Regions from separate parts of the Mus musculus genome. Here all the other regions are linked to region 3. Evidence: chromatin loops called from intact Hi-C (ENCODE). Cell type or tissue: heart. All regions are shown on one strand. Links, peaks and the distances in the headings refer to the core of each region. The heading gives the core; the rest is flanking DNA.

What was found. A loop is a pair of places that touch in the nucleus more often than their neighbours do. Peaks named below come from ENCODE experiments on the same cell type or tissue, not always from the same donor. Only the 100,000 strongest peaks of a DNase experiment are listed, where the experiment ranks them.
Region 1: a loop joins it to region 3, with 1.9 times the contacts of the local background. A loop is called at or near these places in 2 of 42 quality-filtered maps.
Region 2: it touches region 3 in a loop (2.1-fold over the local background); 4 of 42 quality-filtered maps call a loop at or near these places.

Annotation. Positions count from the first base shown.
Region 1 is chr7:122,714,278-122,719,277 of GRCm38, reverse strand. All of the region lies in intron 1 of Cacng3 (calcium channel, voltage-dependent, gamma subunit 3), which reads right to left. Among named protein-coding and RNA genes, the nearest start is that of Cacng3, 45 kb to the right of the region's middle. In heart, for the core only: no CTCF peak of the experiment used is centred there; a DNase peak (open chromatin) is centred at 2,807.
Region 2 is chr7:122,907,098-122,912,097 of GRCm38, reverse strand. No RefSeq gene overlaps it. Among named protein-coding and RNA genes, the nearest start is that of Gm39082, 15 kb to the left of the region's middle. In heart, for the core only: CTCF peaks have their summits at 2,614 (motif pointing right) and 3,931 (motif pointing right); no DNase peak of the experiment used is centred there.
Region 3 is chr7:122,817,743-122,825,654 of GRCm38, reverse strand. No RefSeq gene overlaps it. Among named protein-coding and RNA genes, the nearest start is that of Gm39082, 100 kb to the left of the region's middle. In heart, for the core only: no CTCF peak of the experiment used is centred there; DNase peaks (open chromatin) are centred at 4,284, 4,524 and 4,864; H3K27ac peaks cover 1,396 bases.

The DNA.
Region 1 (5,000 bases), core at 1-5,000, 100 kb after region 3:
CATATCTGTAGCTGCTATTCAGCTATCACCCTACCCAGCACCTGTGCTTTGTCTGCAGACAGGGAGGTGAGAAGGAAGAAGAGCTGCCAGGGATGGGTGGGGGTGGCGGGGTGGGAGGAGGTAGGGGTGGTAAAATGTAAGATTCCCTAAACTAAAAGATTCCCAAAGAGCTGGTACCAAGAGCAGCCCACGGGTGGCATGGACCCCCTCACACATCAAGAACTACAGTGCATATGAATGACAGAGGACAGGCACAAGGAGAGTCAACCTGGCCACTCCCACTCAAAGCCTTCTCCTCTAGACCTTGAAAGGCACCAGACCATTGTCATCCTCAGGCCTAGGGATGGTTGAAACTTGCTGCCCTTTGCTAATGATTTCTGCTTCACTTAGACTTCGTATTATAGAGCAGTTTTGGGTCACAGCGAAATGGAGTAGGCTAGTGATTTCCCAGATGCCTGCCTCACTCAAGATCAACATCTCCCACCACAGTGTCCTAACTGCTGAGCCTACATCTGTGTGTCACATCCCCCAGTGCAGGGCTGTGCTGTGGTTCCACCATGTGCTAGTGGCTCCCACTCAACAGTTGAGCCTTTGGGAGCTTGGATTTCCCAGAGGCGATGTACATGGGGGTGAAGGGAAGAAGGGAATTTATTCACTGATCACTTTGCTTCATTGTCACAGGACTCACCGGCTTGTTTTTGTAAGGTATTGGGCTAGTTGCTGTGTTACAGAGGCCACTGTGTTGGACTAACGCTTGCAGACCCCCAGTTCATTCCATCTCCGTCTGTTTCAGGAATGCAGGAGCCTGACTTCCAACAGAATGAGCTGATCTTTCAGGGCCTCTGCCAGCTCTGCTCCCCTTAGGCACTGACTACACAGGCCTGTTCTCTTTGCTAGAATTCACTTAGTTACATATGTGTGATGTGTACAACTCTCTGCACTCATGTTATACCATAAGGCTAGATGGCTTAGTTGGTAGGGTGTTTGCCCAGCATGTAGGAAGTCCTGGGCACCATACCCAACAACATATAGAAAACATGGATCATAGCAGTATGAACCTGTCAGCCTAGGGCAGGGCAGAAGAATGTCAGAGGATCAGGAGTCTAAAACCATCTTTGGTACAGAGCAAGTTTGAGGCCATCCCGAGTCTGTCTTAGAAAAATGAAACAAAGGAACAAACAAACAGAAAAGGCAAGGCTAGGGAACAAGACTTATAAGTTCTAAATACTAAGAAGGAGTTGTGGCCGTTAATGCTATTTGTCAGCCTGTTAGGATAGGATCTAGAGTCACCTGAGGGACAAGCTTCTAAGCATGCCTGGGTAGGGGTGGGGGTGGTTATCTTACGTTAATTGAGATGGGGAGCCCTGTCTACTGTGGGTGGTACCATTCCCTGGCTGGAATTCTGGACCTCATAGATGAAGAAAGGATGCTGAGAACCAGTCATCCCTCTCTGCTCTCTGACTGTGTGTGGAATGTGCCCATCTGCCTCAGGCTCCTCCCACCTTCTCCTCCCATGATGCTCTTTTCCCTTGAACTGTGAGCAGTCTCCTCATACTCTTGAAGAAGCCCTTTCTCTTACAAGTTGCCTTTGTCAAAGAATTTTAACACAATAAAAGAAAAACAACTAAAACAAACAAAAGAAAGAAAAACAACTAAGACCGTAGTATATCCTTTCCTGTGCTTAATTTTAAAATCTATTACCTTAACATATTAAAAAATTATAAAATAGTCTAATAAATTCAAATTTTTTGCCATGATGACTAACTCATTTTGAAAAGCATTCTCTCTCTTCCCTCATCTCTCTCTCCCTCTCTCAACTGCCTGACACATGTTCTTACCCAATGCCTGTGGCTCCATTTGGGCTATTAAACCATCTCACTGGTAAATAACCCTCAGAAGGTCCCTGTTTTTCTGGAGCTGAAATGCAATGAAGGAAAATACATATCCCACACACAGACGTCCAGACACAAGTTTACTTCAAGAAGCATTGTATCCTAGGGAGAGGATTGAATGCAGACATAGAGCTGTTGGGGGCAGACAGGAAGGAATGGGTCTTTGAGAAGGTGACATTTAAAATAATTACAAAAAGCAAGCCATGAGGCTCTAGGTGGCAGCACACAAGGGTTTGGACTAAGAGCTTCCTGGACTGTGAAGAGAAGGATGTGACTCGGTCGGTAGAGTGCTTGCCGGGCAAGCTCAAAGTACTACAACACAAAGCAGCTATGGTGGCACATGCCTATGATCTCAGCACTTAAGACAGGAGGACCGGAAGTTCAAGCTCCAGGGAAGCCTGTGATAACAAGATTGTGTTTTAATCAATCAATCAATCAATCAATCAATCAACCATCAATCAGTCAATCATCAATCAATTAATCAATTGGCTGGTGGAGATGGAGTCCAAAAGAGGAAGAGGGTGTTGGAATTGAAGCTGGTGAAGTGAGCAAGGAACCCACTGGACATTGCAGCTGTTTTAACCCCTTGTAATTTATAATCATCTAGAGAATTTAAAAAGCATTCCAGTGCCAGCGTCCTACCATGACCCAATGAAGCCCAGGCATCCACGTCTGTGTGTGTTTTTTAAAACAAAGAGCAGGAGATTAACTGTGCTACCATTGAGGACCACTGACGTGGATCTGAAAGCCTACAGTTTCCTAAATACTTTTAGTGCCCAAATCCCCAGGGGACTTTGTGAAAAATGCAGATTCTGATTCAGCTGGGTGGAGTCAGTTCCTTTCATCTCTCTCAGCCCCCATGGGAGGCTGATGCTCCTAGTCCAAGGACCACATTTGGAGAAACAAGGTTTTTGTTGGTGATAAGGAGGCTTATTTTTACAGACTGGTAGGAAGCCACTGGAGAATATTAAGCAGGAAGGCTAGCACGACCTTACGGATGTTTTCACAAGATTACAGCAGCTACAATGTGGAAAATAGATTGCAGAGGGAAAATGGGAAGCTGGAAGCTAAGTGATGAGGGGTGAAGAGAAAGGCTGGACCAATCGTCTTTCTATGCAGCTCCAGGGGCATTTGGGCTTGGGGAGGGAGATGAGACGTGTACAATGTTCAAAGTTTCAATCTAGAACCCTGCATCTATCTCCCCACTAGATGCTCAGTGCCATTCCCAGAGAAGTGAATCTTACACGGGGAAGACTCCCAGGTCCAGATCTATCGATCTCTCAGCCACAGGGATGTCTAGTAGCAGATTCAGAGAGAGTACAGATGCCCAGAACCTAGAGCTATTAACTAGAGAGCATGGTCTTTAATGTCCCAAAGACTTCAAATGCCTTTGTTGTCTCAAAGCCTTTGTCACTGGTGCATAGTACCCTCTTGGGTGAGAGAATCTGGGATGCGTGCCAAGATGAATGAATGAAGTATGTTTTTCATTTGGAAGCCTGCTACTGCCAGATGGATAATAATTCCCACAGCCCTATTCCCTGCTTTGGATGGTGTCTTCGAATCAATTCCCATAGTTCCAAGGAAAAAGACTCATGCCTCAGAAAAGTCAAAGGAAACAGTGAGATATCGAGGCAGGGCACGAGGGATGCCTGGCAGGTGGCAGGTAGGTGCCTTCCCTGCCTTCATATCCGTTGGGAGCTGAGGGCACAGCACCCTCTTCCTAGCATTGTGCAGAGGAATGGGCTGACTTGTGGTTTTCTACCTCTGCTGGGTTGCTAAGATTTCATCTTAATTCATCAAATTCTGAAGATTCAGATTTCAACTTGCCCAGAAACCCATTAGTTCAGGAAATACAGGTTGGGTGGGAGAGCAAGGAAAGGAGAGAGATTGGAAGGAGGGTTGGGAAGGAAGCGGAATGGGTTGGGGAGGGACCTGTATGGAAGGGGAAGAAGGAAGAAGAGGAGAAAAAGGAGGAGGGAGAGAGGAAGTGAAGGAAGGAAGATAATGAGGTTGGAGAGCAGGAGTGCTTTTGCAGAGAAAATGGCATGAGTTACTTCTGGTGTACTGACCCGCACTTGAGTGTTTGCTATAAGATGTCTGTGGATTACCGCCTAAGAGAGCTCTTCTGTGTCAATCAGTAAGAGGATGAATGTACTAAAATATAAACTTTGGGACCTTCCAGTGGATGCACTTTGCTTGTCTCTCATAAAGGTGGATGACTGTAGCCAACATCTACAAACTATAGGAGTTCACAGAAGAATGCAGATTTCTGATTCTTCTAATTCAGAGGGCATGACAGCATAGGCCTGTGTTCTTTTAACAGGCTTGGAGTTCACTATGGTCTATACCCCCAGTCCCCTTTCTTCTGTTTTTTGATGGTGCTGGAGATTGGACCCAGGGCCTTGGGCAAGCCCTCTACTAGTGAACTATGCCTTTTTTCTCCTTTTTTTCCTATACAACTTTTCTGGTCTCTCTAGATACCTGAGGTTATGGCCTTGAATACAGATTCAAGAGCCTATTGCTTGCCTCGTGAGTCTATGAGCCACTGTAGGGAACAAAAGATCAGCTCTTTATCTGGGGTGGAAAGGCAGTTTGGAAGCAGTTCAGATCAAAAGGCCTTAGTCATAGCTCAGAAGAAGATTCTACAAAGTGAGAAATAAACATAGAAATAGCTTTAGCTTCCCATCTGGAGCTCTTTGATATTCATGGTCTCTGGTCTTCAGAGTGGGTGAGCTGTGCGGTCAGGGCTTGTGGGTTTTGATCTCTTGAAGCTAAAAGGACTCCAAGCCCCATGAGAAATGAGAACCTAGGATATACCCTCCTCTCCTCTCCTCTCCTCTCCTCTCCCCTCCCCTCCCCTCCCCTCCCCTCCCCTTCCCTCCCCTCACTCTCCTCCCCTCTTCTTCCTCTACTCTCCTCTTCTTCCTCTACTCTCCTCCCTTCCTCTGCTTTTCTCTCCCCTTCCCTCCCCTCCTCTTTTTTCAGCCCCTTCCCTCTCCTTCCCCCCCTTCTCTTTTCCCCTTCCCTTCTCTCTTCCACTCCCCTTTTCTTACCTTCTCCCAAATTTATTAACTCTTAATCCACAGCAAAACTCTCCATCCTCACTCA
Region 2 (5,000 bases), core at 1-5,000, 88 kb before region 3:
CTAGGAAAATTTTTGCTTCCTGTCCCCATAACTCTAGGTTCTGCTGGCTTAGAAGTTTTGGCTCCAGAGAGGGGAGTGCTCCTACCAGGAGCTACAACAAACATTCCATTGAACTGGAAGCTCAGACTTCCCCCTGGTCATTTTGGGCTTCTAATGCCCTTAAACCAACAGGCTAAAAAAGGAATAACAGTGTTAGGAGGGGTGATAGATCCAGATTACCATGGGGAAATTGGATTACCTCTTCACAATGGTGGTAAGCAAGATTATGTCTGGAGTGTAGATGATCCCTTAGGGCGTCTCTTAGTACTACCATGTCCTGTGATTAAAGTCAATGGGAAACTACAACAGCCTAATCCAAGCAGGATGACAAAGGACGCAGACCCATCAGGAATGAAGGTATGGGTCAATCCTCTAGGAAAAGAGCCAAGACCTGCTGAGGTTCTGGCTGAAGGAGAAGGAAATACAGAATGGGTAGTAGAGGAAGGTAGTTATAAATACCAATTAAGGCCACATAACCAGTTGCAGAAACGAGGATTATAAAGTAATATGAATGCCCACTGTAAATTTACTAATGCGTTTGCAATTGTACGAGGGATAGTTATATCATGTTAGGCGTATTTACAACCTTGTTATTGTTTCATGTGAACATGAGATATTATTTGTGTCAAGTTGACAAGGGGTGGATTGTAGTGGCTATTCCTGGTTGTCAACTTGACAATATTTGGAATGAACTACAATCCGGAATTGGAAGGCTCACCAGTGACCCTTATCTGGAGGCTTGGAGATCCTTATCTGGATCTTGGTTTGAAGATCTTGAGCCACAGTGGCTATGGATTCCAGAAGATTGAATCTCCGAGTTTAAGGAACACACCTTTAATCTGGGCTACACCTTTCATCTGGGATTAAAGGTGTGGCGGAACACACCTTTAATCTGGGCTACACCTTCTGCTGGAGACAATATAAGGACATTGGAAGAAGGGAGTCTAGCTCTTGCTCTTGCTCCTGCTCCTTCGCCTGCTTGCTGTGTGAGACTGAGTAACTGCTAGATCCTTGGACTTCCATTCACAGCTGCGACTGAACAATTGTTGGGAATTGGGCTGCCAACTGTAAGTCATCAATAAATTCCTTTACTATCTAGAGACTATCCATAAGTTCTGTGACTCTAGAGAACCCTGACTAATACATTCCCCATCCCCCAAACACACATGTACACACTCCAGTGTGACCAGGAACACATGCCTCCCCCTGTTTGGGTCCAGCCCATCTTTGAATCTCATTTCTCTCATCTGTTAAATGAGTCTGGAGGTAGATTGCTTTGCAAGGTATCTTTCATTGCTAACGTAGACATGGTTTTCACTCTTTCCCTCTGACGTCGGCCCTGGATGTACATAGAGTTACCTACCTTGTTATGTGCTCATGTCTGCCATCACAACATCCCCGTCCACTTTCCAACCTGGACTCCAGAGAGATACATAGGAAATGATCCCAGAAACTGAGAGTCATTGGTACCTGTAAAAGTAACTTTTATTTGTCTGATGTAACTGTTGTCTCGGAGGCTTACTGCTGCCATCAGCTAACCTAGGCCTCGTCTTGGAAGCTTCTAGCCTCCATGCAATCTAATCTAGGCCTAGAATGTCTTCAGCTTCTGAGACTTGCTGCTTAACAAGCTCACCTTTTCTAGCTCTTTCTGAGCTCTGGCTGGCTGGTTCAACTCAACTATTCTGGCTCAAACTCCTTTCCTAGCTGGCTGATTCGAACTAGCTTCTCAGCTTCTGACTGAATTGCTCTGCTTGGCCTCAAACTATCCCTAGCAATCTGTTCGAATCTTCTGGCTCCTTCTCTTTCCCTGGCTTGTTTTGTCTTCACCTGTGTCTAGCTTGTTCTCTCTTCAACCTGACTCTGTAAAAGTGTTCTATAAAAACCGTCTCTGAGCTCCACTAACTGAACTGTCGTGAATTCCACTCCACTGCACTCACTGCCTCTCAACTCGCTGACTCAACCGCACTGACTAAACAGAACGGACTACAACTCAGAGATCTGCGTGCCTCTGTCTCCTGAGTGCTGGGATTAAAGGTGTGTACCACCATGCCTAGACCTAAGCTTTTCTTTACCTGAAACTAGCTCTATATCAAGGCTGGTCTTGAACTCAGAAATCAGCTTGCCTCAGTCTCCTGGGATTACAGGCATGTCTGTATTCCAGCTGGATCACAGAGACCTAGAAGGTCTTTGGCTGTGATCTCTTGCCAGAGCAGCCTCATTCTGAGTTAATATTTCTATACAGGTAAGAGCGAGGGAGGCAGAGTCCCTCTAATCTGTTCCTGCTCAGACAGGGCAGTTGCTATAATTGCTCACAGGAGGTTTGGCTCACATCCCTGGGAAGATGCGAGAGACCAGCTTGGTCCATCACTAGGGACAGTCCCTCTTTGAACTGGTGGGTATAGGCTAGCAGTACTTCCAGGTCCTCTCTGGATTCAGATCTACTTTCCAATCTCTACAGCACTTTCAAAGTACGTGTAAGAGTATGCGGGCGTGAGAATCTGAAGCAGAAGACCAGTGTTAGACTCTGCTTTTGCTCTGTGAGAAAAATTTAGCTGAGTTGGCCTAATCCTATCTTGACCAGGCGGGGGCACCCCCTTTCTGTGTCCTTGATAGTGGAGAGCTGGTTTTGAATCTAGATCCCATAGCTCGGCCCGGCAGCAGCTTCCTCTCCCTCTAAGAGAGCTGGCCTTCACAGGTCATAGATATTCGTCCCAAGTTTAAGGCTGTCTCCAACAGTTTTTGATCCAGCAGCGGAGGAAGAATCTCTTGCCTGCAGGAGCCCAGGAAACACGCGTTTCTGGACTTGACTTCTTGGCCTATGCTGGGTTTAGGTTCTCCAGAAGGGGTGACTGAAGAAATAGAGTGAAAACGGAACCGGAAGTCCATTGGTGTTGCCTGAGAACCTGTCGGGTCGTCAAGGCCACGTGGCTGGTGCTCTGCTGTGAAGTCTTTGCTGAGAGCCTGATGCAAGGAGCTGTGAGGGCCTCGGAATCGGTGTAAACCGACACCTTGCTGGCAAAGGGTAGTGTTTAATTCATAACTAAGACATAGATATGGACTGTTTTGATCTGGGCATGATGTCATGTTCTTACAATCTCAACACTCAGGAGTCCGAGGCAGGAGGATCATGAGGTTTGAGTCCATTTTGGGTTACTATAGAGAACCTTAAACAAACAAAACAAACAAAGACAAGGAAAGAGTTTTAAAAAGGCAGGAAGGAAGGAAAGGAGGGATGTGAGAAGGAGAAAGGAAATAGAAGGAGGAAGGGAGAGAGGACGGGAAAAAAGAGGAGGGAGAAGAAGGGGAAGGGAGGAAGGGGAAGGGAGGAAGAGGAAGAGGAGGAAAGGAAGGGGCAGGGGCAAAAGGGGCAGGGGCAGGGGCAGCAGAAGAGGGGGAAGGGGCAGGGGAGGAGGGGTCAGGGGAAGGGGCAGGGGAAGAAGGGGAAGGGGCAGGGGAAGAGGGGGCAGGGGAAGGGAAAGAGGGGGAAGGGGCAGGGGTATGTGAAGGGGAAAGGGAAGGGGCAGGGGCAGGGGTAGGGGCAGGGGCAGGGGAAGGGGAAGAACTTATCTTTAGTGGCTGGACTGGAGGTCTGCAGTCTGGGCTTTCTGAGGTTCTGAGAGGGACCTGTCTCTTGCCCTCTCGTACCTTCTGGTAATTGCTGGAAATTTTTGACATTCTTGATCTCTGCCTTCATCTTTGTCATGCATCTCTTTTTAATTTTTAAAAAGATTTATGTTTTTATTATATATACAGTATATATGTATATGCACATTATAGATTTAGAATATCTATATAAGTATATAATTATATATAAACATATATATTACATATCATATATATCAGTGTACATTATATATACATATATTATATATATGCTTGCATGTATGCCTGCAGGCCAGGAGAGGGCACCAGATTACATTATAGATGGTTGTGAGCCACCATGTGGTGTCTAGGAATTGAACTGAGGACCTCTGGAAGGGCATCAAGTGCTTTTAGCCTCTGAACCATCTCTTCAGACCTCCTATACATCTTCATTTTAAAATTTCCCCTGTTTATAAGGACAGTGGTCATACTGTCGTAGACTCTCAATGACCCGTTTGTGTTAATTACTTCTAATTCTGTCTCCAAATAAGCTCATATTCAAAGGCAAGGGGTAAGAACTTCAGGACTTCAACTTATGTTGTTGGCTAGGGTATAAGATCGAATCCACACTGTGCAGTTTTGCAAGACACATGTGAGCCCCTAGAAGCCAGTCCTGCTGGCATCTGGAGGAGCAGGCATGCTGGCTTGGAAGGGGGTTCTGGGTTTGAGATCAACAGCATTTACTTCCCAGTGGCTTTCCAAGGATGGCTGATCTGAGGGGGGATTTGTTCACATAGTCACAAGGCTGAAGTGTTCCACGATAGGCTGACTGTTAGAAAAGAAGCTGGCCTCCTAGCTTGGTTCAAGAAGCTACAAACCTCAGAATGAGGGAGGCTGATGATACAGCCCTCAGTCAAAAGTAGAACTCCTGAGAACTCCCCGAGCAGGGGATATTGGTGTAAGCCTTAAGAATAAGACACTAAAGAATCAGAGTATGAAGTAGGGTGGGGACAGCAGAAACTCACCTGCCGATGATGCTGTTCCATCCCCTCTTATCCTGAGGCTGATTGGATGATGCCAGCTTGAAGGCAGGTCTTTCTCATCTGCCAATCTTCTCCGGAAAAACCTTCACAGACACACCCAGAAGCAACACTTTACTAGATCTCTAAGCATCCTTCAGTGTAGTCAAGTGACTCCTAGCATTAACCATCCTGATGACCTGAGATCCTAAACACATGTATAAAACTGGCACACCCTGTCTATAAATCTTAGCACCTGGGAGGTGGAGTCAGGAGGACCAGATGTTCAAGGGCAACCTTGACTATGCAGTGAGTTTGAGGACAGCTTGCATTAGCAAGAAACCCTGTCTCAACGACAAC
Region 3 (7,912 bases), core at 1,692-6,691:
ATCAGCACTCCTTACTTATTGTTCAAACTTATTGGCTAAGCATATTGACCTTTAAATCTATTGGCTAGCAAGTATGACAAGCATTTGAACTCTACCTGGGACTTTCCAGAGGGTCAGGTAACTATCAGTCAGTACATTTTGAGAATTTTTTACTCAAGAATGCTCCTGTGGGTGGAGAATGGAACTTGGTCTATCCTTGACTCCAGGCAGGAGGGGGAAGCTGTAAGGAGAGTGTGGGACTGAAAAACCACTTAGGGTCCCTCATCTTACCACTGGCATTAGAACTTTGATTCTTATTCTGATCAGGTTAATGGCAGGGCCCTGCATCCTCAACTTCATGGTCAACTAAGTTACTGATCTCTAGGACCAACTATGTCCTCCTAGAACAGGATGAATCAATAGTTTGACTCATGCCTACAGAAACAGTGAGGAATGTGACAGAGCCAGAGCGTGAGGGTGCTCCTCCATCATATGTTCTTGCTGAGGCCATTTCAGGTTTAACTAGAATTTGATCTTCTCGATGGAGAATCCCATAGAAAATTACCCAACTGTATTCTAGGAGCCCAAAGTCAAGGTGCCCTAGCTAACTAATCTTAGCTTCTGTTAACCTGCTTGATTGTTCTGAAGCTCTTTCAGCTACCTGCTTATCTTAGCTTCTGTCAAATTGCTTGCTTATGCAAAGCACCCTTGCCCCCCACCCCAGAAGCTGCAGAGCAAGGTGCCAGGACATAGTTTCTGCCTTCAGTGCCCTGTGCTCTGGACACTTTGTGCTACTCTCAGGACCTGAATATCTGAATGTAGTCCCAGCTGTTTGTTATACAGACTTGTCTATAAAATGTCTTAGTGGTCATCTCTGGTGGGCTCCTTCTAACAAAGGTGTGGCAAGGTTGCTGGTCTTTGAAGCATTTCTCCTCTAATGGCTGTCTTTACCCCTGTTTTTGCTTGGTCTTCACCTGACTGGTGTACCTGTGTTCACTCCTGTAAAAATTTTCATATCATGTTAGATAAGTGTAGTTAATCTACACTTTAAAAATGTTGTTTTTTTTTTTTTTGTTTTTGTTTTTGTTTTTTCGAGACATGGTTTCTCTGTATAGCCCTGGCTGTCCTAAATATATTTTCTTCTCTTCCTTTATCTCTTCCTCTGTCATTGACATAGCGTCACAACTATTTTTCAATAGCCCAGTGTACCCTTGAACTCTCAGTCTTCCAGCCCCAGCCTCCTGAGTTCTGAAATTAATCTCAAGATTCTATTTTTTTAAAAAAGTGCATGTGTTGATATGTGTGTGTGTGTGTGTGTGTGTGTGTGTGTGTATGCTCACATGTGTGAGTCATATGCATGTGTGTGTATATTTGTATCAAGAACATAAGGTGATTTGGATGTTTTCCTCCGTTGTTCTTAATCTTATGTTTTCAGTCAAGGTCTCTCACTGAGCTTGGAGCTCACTGATTGGCTAGCTTGGCTGGCCAGTGAGCTCTAGGGACTCATCTGTCTCTCACTCCCCAGGACTGGGATGACATGGGTGGTGGAGATCCAAATCCAGGTCTTCATGCTTGCACGGCAGGCATTTTATTGATTAAACAATTTCCCAGCTCTTCAATTTTTCCTCCTTCTCTTCTTCCTTCACCACCTCCTCCTCTTCTCTTTCTTTTTGGTGCTAGGGAGTAAACCCTGAATCTTGCAAATATTGAGCACTAATACATTCTTGAGTATTGTCTTAATTTTTTTTTTTGGGGGGGGGAGGAGTGTTGCCATGTAGCCCAGGCTGGCCTGAAACATATAATCCTCTGCCCCCTGCTGTTGTTAGAGGCGTGCACTACCAAGGTTTGATTTTACTTGAAAAATGAAGAAAAGCCTTGACTGTCTCAGTTCCAGAGCAGAGAAACAGACTCAGTCTTCCTCTGCCTTTTTGTTCTATCCGAACCTTTGCAGGTTCAGGAGGATGCTGCCCACATTGGTGAGGGTGGCTCTTCCTCATTCAGTCTACTGATTCAGATGCTAATTTATTCCGGAAACACCCTCACAGACACACCCCGAGAGAGGATTACGCAAGGCAGGAACACCAGGAAATGGGAACCAAGACTGAACAGAAGCCTCTTGTCACCCCAGGACATGTATGTAATAGAACAAATGAGGTCGGTACACACTCACATGGGAAATGCCCAGGATACATTGCTAGGTTAAAAACAGAAAGAGACAAAACCGTGTATGGCATTATATACAATGTAACATTTTAAAAAATAGATATTCATAGAAGATATCTGGAAAGTGCCCAAAGATTATCATCGTTTAATCTTGAATTTTTGGTTACCTATATTGTTACTGCCTTAAAAATGATAATGTATTCATGTTCCATGCAATTAAAAGTAATTTTCAAAAAGTAAATAAGGTAAGCCATTGTGAATGTGGCAGATGAAGGCAATAGAAGTAACATGGCACCAGGGGCGCGACTGGAATGATGGGATGAAGGAAGGGGTGTGTGGGAGGGAAAAGCCCAGAGGTCTCACAGCGTGCAGAGAGGAAGGCATCTGGGATGAATGACTTCAAGGTTTTCAGTTTAGGTGACAAGGTTCTGGCTGTTTAATTAGAGGGCATACATTTTGGAAGGGCTAAGGTGGGGCAGGGTAACCATCCAAACTCCTAACAACCTTCTTTATGCTTAAGGCAAGGCATATGGAGGAGAGATGTAATGCTTCATCTCATTAAAAATGTGACTGATTTTAGAATCGCCATGGTAACACACCTCTGAGTATATCTGTGAGGATGTTTCCAGAGAGGTTTAACTAAGGACGGAAGCCCCACCTTGGAGGTGGGCAGTGCCATCCCATGAGCGGCTCTCGCACTGAATAAGAAGGAAAAACGCAAGCTGAGTACCAGTTCATCCCGCTCTGCTTCCTGGGTATGGGTGCAATGTGACAAGGGTCTCACTCTCTGCCCGACATCCTAGTGGACTGTCCCCTTTCATACTGTGACCCAAAATAAATCCTTCCTTCCTTAGGTTGCTTTTGTCAAGTATTTTTTTTTTTTTCTCAATGATGAGAAAAGTAACCAGTCTAGGAGAGAGAAAATCTCTACTCTCTGACAATTGAGTGTGGGAAATAAATGACGATAAGTTAACAGGTAGGAATGATATGCCTATGCACAGGACTGTCACCCCGTGTGAGACTCAAGGGATGTCTAGATGACTGAAGTTCTTATAGTGTCGTAGCTGTAGAAAGGAACAATAGCTCAGGGCTTGGAGGTGGGAACAAGTTTTGGAAGCAGAAAGGAGAGAAAATGTATGGTGAGTTTGGGTTGTCTTTAAACACAACTGCCTGCCACATACTATAGGTTTTATCTGGGAACACATGAAGGCAAGGCAGAAGGCCATATCCAGATTCCGGGTACACTGACCAGATTGGATTCTGTAGCTATGTTCTGATGTCTAACAAGAGTAAACATGTCTTATAAATTGAATGTAAATGTTTGTCACAGGAGGCAAAAAAAAAAAAAAAAATCACATCCAAGAATAATCCAGGAAATAAAAAGCACCTGAGGTAAAAGGCCCTTTGCATTTTCATTCTGGTGTGTCTCTCACAGTCCCTCAAGGCCTTGCTCACCATGGGTCAGTCTTTTTGACTGTGTTCTGTCAAAAAGGACCAGGTAACCAAAATGATTGGACTATATAGGAATGGGCAGCCCCTGCACTGGAGAAGTTTAGGGTAGTGGGTGGGTATGCTAGCTGTAACAGGTAGGGACTGAGGGTTGCTGGGAGAACTTGGTGGCCAGGTCCTCCTTGATATGTTAAATAAGGCACCAGAGTCATTTGTCCCAGGGTTTGAGACTCAACAGTTGTGAGTTAATTTTTCTTTGTTTATAAGATTTTTCAAGGAGGGGTATACAAAAATGTTCATTTTTAGAGGATTGACTTTTAGGCAGATAAAGAGACTTCAGAAAGGAAGCCCCCCTTATGTATGTATTGGGAGAGAAAAATGAGTGAGAGACAGGAGAGAAGAGGGTTAGAGAGAATGCTACCAGATTCAAGTATGACTGCTCCCTGCTTGAAAGGCAATACTCAGGAAGGTGGGAAGGCAATTAGGGTTATTCAAGGGCTTCTGGGAAGGTAAGGGAGGGGCTATTTTTGGTATAAAAAATGTAAAAAGCTATTTCAAGAAATCATTGTCTTTCTGTCTTACTTTCCTGCCCCGTACAAAAGGAAGTTAGCTGGGCAAGGACTTACGTTTCCTGAACTGTCCCTTTCCCTTTGTGCTGACTAGCCAGCTGTGTCAGACTGTGACATCAAGCTCTACCAATCAGGTGAGACGCGGTCAGTACGTACGTACATGGGGTAAAGATGGAAACTGCCTTGGTCAAGCATGCTTGCTAGACGGCTATAGGTCTTGATGCACCTTTTTAATAAAAAGAATTGCCTTGCCGAGCCACTCTGGCACTATTAGTTTCTTCTTCTGTGTGATATCCAGGTTTTTGTTTATTTCTAACACCAAGGGAACCCAAGTACATGAGAAGGCTTTTACAGGAAGGAAAACTAAGCACAGTGAGACAATGGGCAGGAAATCCTGTGATGCTGGGCCAGAGCATTCTAAACTGGCCTTGAGTTCTTGGGGCTGGTTCCTGTACTTCTTTAGACAAACATATGGCTTTAAAAAAAATAAAATAAAGTTTAATTGTTATTAGTTCTTTGAGAGTGTATGAACAATGCAGTCTGAACATATTTACCCTTCTCACAACTGCCCTCATTCTCACCCATTCAACTTTGTGTCCCCCTTTAAAAACAAAACATCAAGTCTAATTTGTGCTGTCCATATACTCTTGAATGTGTGACCGGATGCTGGAGCACTGTTGACCTGCCAGGGCCACACTTTCCCTCTCCCAGCAGCTATCAAAGGCCAATAGCTCTGCAGGCAGCGGTGGCTCTTCACGCCTACTCTTCCACACACACCCTATCCCCTGAATGTGGGGATATGGTCCGGCTTTAGCTTACTCAAGTCTTGTGCATGCTTCAAAACTTCTGTTTCCCTGATGCCATTCCCCACTTCTGGCTCTTACACATTTTTCTGTTCCCTCTTTCCACAACGATCCCCGAGGACTGCAAGGTGAGAGTATGGTGTAGATCCATTTATGGTAGAGCAGCCCACAGGCTCTCATTCTCTGCACACTGAGCAGTCATGTGTTTCTATTCTAATCACCATCTACTGCAAAAAGAAAGTTCTCTGGTGAGGAGTGAGAGATGCATTAATCTATAGGTAAACAGTAATAAGTCCATGTAAGTCAGTTTAGCACTGTGCCCACTTAGCAGAATAATAGATAGATCAGTAGTAGGTAGATTGGTGGTAGATTCTCTTCTAGGACCTATAACCTGTTTACTCACAGGTTCTTTTCTACTCACAAGTTCTTCTGTTTCCCTGATGTCATTCCCCACTTCTGGCTCTCACACATTTTTCTGTTCCCAGTATATGGATTTTCAGTAAGTTCAACTTCTCAGCAATTTACATGCTTTGTATTTAGTTGATGCACAGGACTTGAATAAGGAGAGGCATTGCCCATGTTGGTGTTATCTGACAGTCATCAGATATCCTGGGCTATATTCTATAGCTCTGAAAGGTTATACAGCAGTCAGCATCTTAATTCTTAGAATTTAGAGTGTTGGTTGAGGGAGAGGAAACCAGAAAATAACTTGATAAGGATTGGGCACTGTGACACTCTCGTTCTTCAATTCAAGGGTCTTGTCATGGGAAACTGCTATATTTTAGGGCATAATTTTCTAGGCACACACACACACACACACACACACACACACACAAATACCTGTTGGTTTTGTATGTGGGGAAAGATTAAGAGGAAGCTGAGAAATGAACTTCTAAGCAAATCCTTGCCTACCATGTTTCTACCCACCTCCCTTACTACAGAAGAGTAATGTGTCCGTGAGTGCTTTAATGACGGATCCCACAGTCTTCCTCCTTATTCACTGAGCTGATGTGAACGAAAGTCTAGAATGCCCTACTTGTCTAAAGTCCGTAAAACCAACACTACTCAAGTCAAGATTCTTTCTCTTACTTTCTATTCTGGATCACCGCTGTTCCTCTAATTAGGAGAAGCTTTGATTTCTTTCCTACCTCGTCAGCTGTCCTGTGTCACAGGACAACGAACCGTGATTGAGATCCTAAGAGAAAAGCCAAACACCAACAGAATGCTGCTCTTGCATCTTCTTGTTCCCTCCCTGTCTCAACCAGGAGATGGTAGCAGGTGAAGGTGATGGCTATCCTTTGAATTAGAGATGGTTTGATGGATGGCGAGCAGCTAAGAATGGTAATTAATGCTGCAGCCGTCCATCAGAGGACACCAGATTCTGCCCATGCCTATCTCACTGCTGTTTTAACCTGCTGTGCCTTTTGGAACCAGTGAAGACTGGCCATTAGAATTAACAAGGTACTTTTGAGAATGCCCTTGGTGCTGGCCACAGATGCCATTGAATAGGCCAGAAAGAATTTTAACAAATTAAATCCAAGGCCACAGTCTTTGTGTTGGATTACTAACCACCTCTGTGATGCCCACAGTATCCAGTAAAGTCCTACAGAGATGGCTTAATGTAATGAGCAGGTTTAACTGTGCACACTTGTGACATAAAATTCCCTCCGCATGGTAATTACTCTCTATTTTCACACCACAATTTCTCCTTTATCTGTTTAATACCTTGTTGCCATAGGGCATAAAATTACTTCTTTAACATAAGTATAGCTGGGGTGGGAGAGGACTTCCCCAGATGTGTTCACAGGCTTCAGCCTTCCATGTTCACTCCTTCCATGTTGAGAGCAGAGTTCTCATTTCCCCCCCTCCCACCTCCCCACCATGGCTCACCAGAACCATTTAGAAGCTTGAAAAACTTGCTAACCTCCATACCCTATCCTTGGCGGTCAGAATTCACTGGCCTCTGGGATGGCTCTGGGGTCATCAGTGTTAAAGTCCACAGGGTGAGTCTCATGGGTCCCTCGGGATGAGAAAGACTGACCTCCAGCCTGTACACATCCTTGGGCTGACATTCAGCTCTTCAAACAGATTTTGTACAATTCTGAGTCTCTCTCGGCTCCAAATGTCTATAATCTGGTAGAACTTCCTGTGCCGACAGCCTTGTTCTTATTAGACTGAAGTGAGGCGTGTAAGGGGGAGAACTTAAGGAGGCTCATATTCTCAGGTTCCAGCCCTCCGTTTACAGAATCCTGGGTGAGCAACACCTTAAATTTTGAGCTGTAGGTGCTTGTTTGCTTCACTCTAATCTTGGCTCTGGTTAATGCAACACAAGTTTGATGCTATTGTTTGTTTTATCCCTTATTTTTGCTAGGTCTGGGCCACATCTTTTGGTAGGGGCTCCCCTCTTGCTCTTCCCCTATCCCCTCTCATGGTCCTGTTTAGTCTGCTGGCCATGGTCATCCTAGGCTCTTCCCTCTGCCTGTGTTTCCATTTATATCTACAATAAAATCTCCCTGCTTTGGAAGTAGTCATGTTCTCCTATTATTTCATTTTTTTTTAAAGTTCACCTTTTGCTTTTCTGCTACAGTACATTATGTAGCCCAGTTGTGATGGTTAGTCTTGGTTGTTAACTGGATTACAACCAAGAAACCCTCCTTTGAGTCTGGCTTATTTTGTTTAACATGATCATCTCCTGTTACACTTTCTCTCTCGTAAATGATGTTCTATCAGTCCTCTTTCTGGATGAATAATAGTCCACTGTATACACCACCGTTTCTTTGCTCATTCATCGGTTGACAGTCCTCTAGGTTGGCCCCACATCTCGGCTATTGTGAATAGTATTGCAATCAGCATGGATGTGTGGGTGTCTCTGCGTTATGTTGACTTCAGTTCCCTTGGGCATGTACTCAGACACATGCATGGAGGTGATGCTGTCTCCAGGGGAGCAAA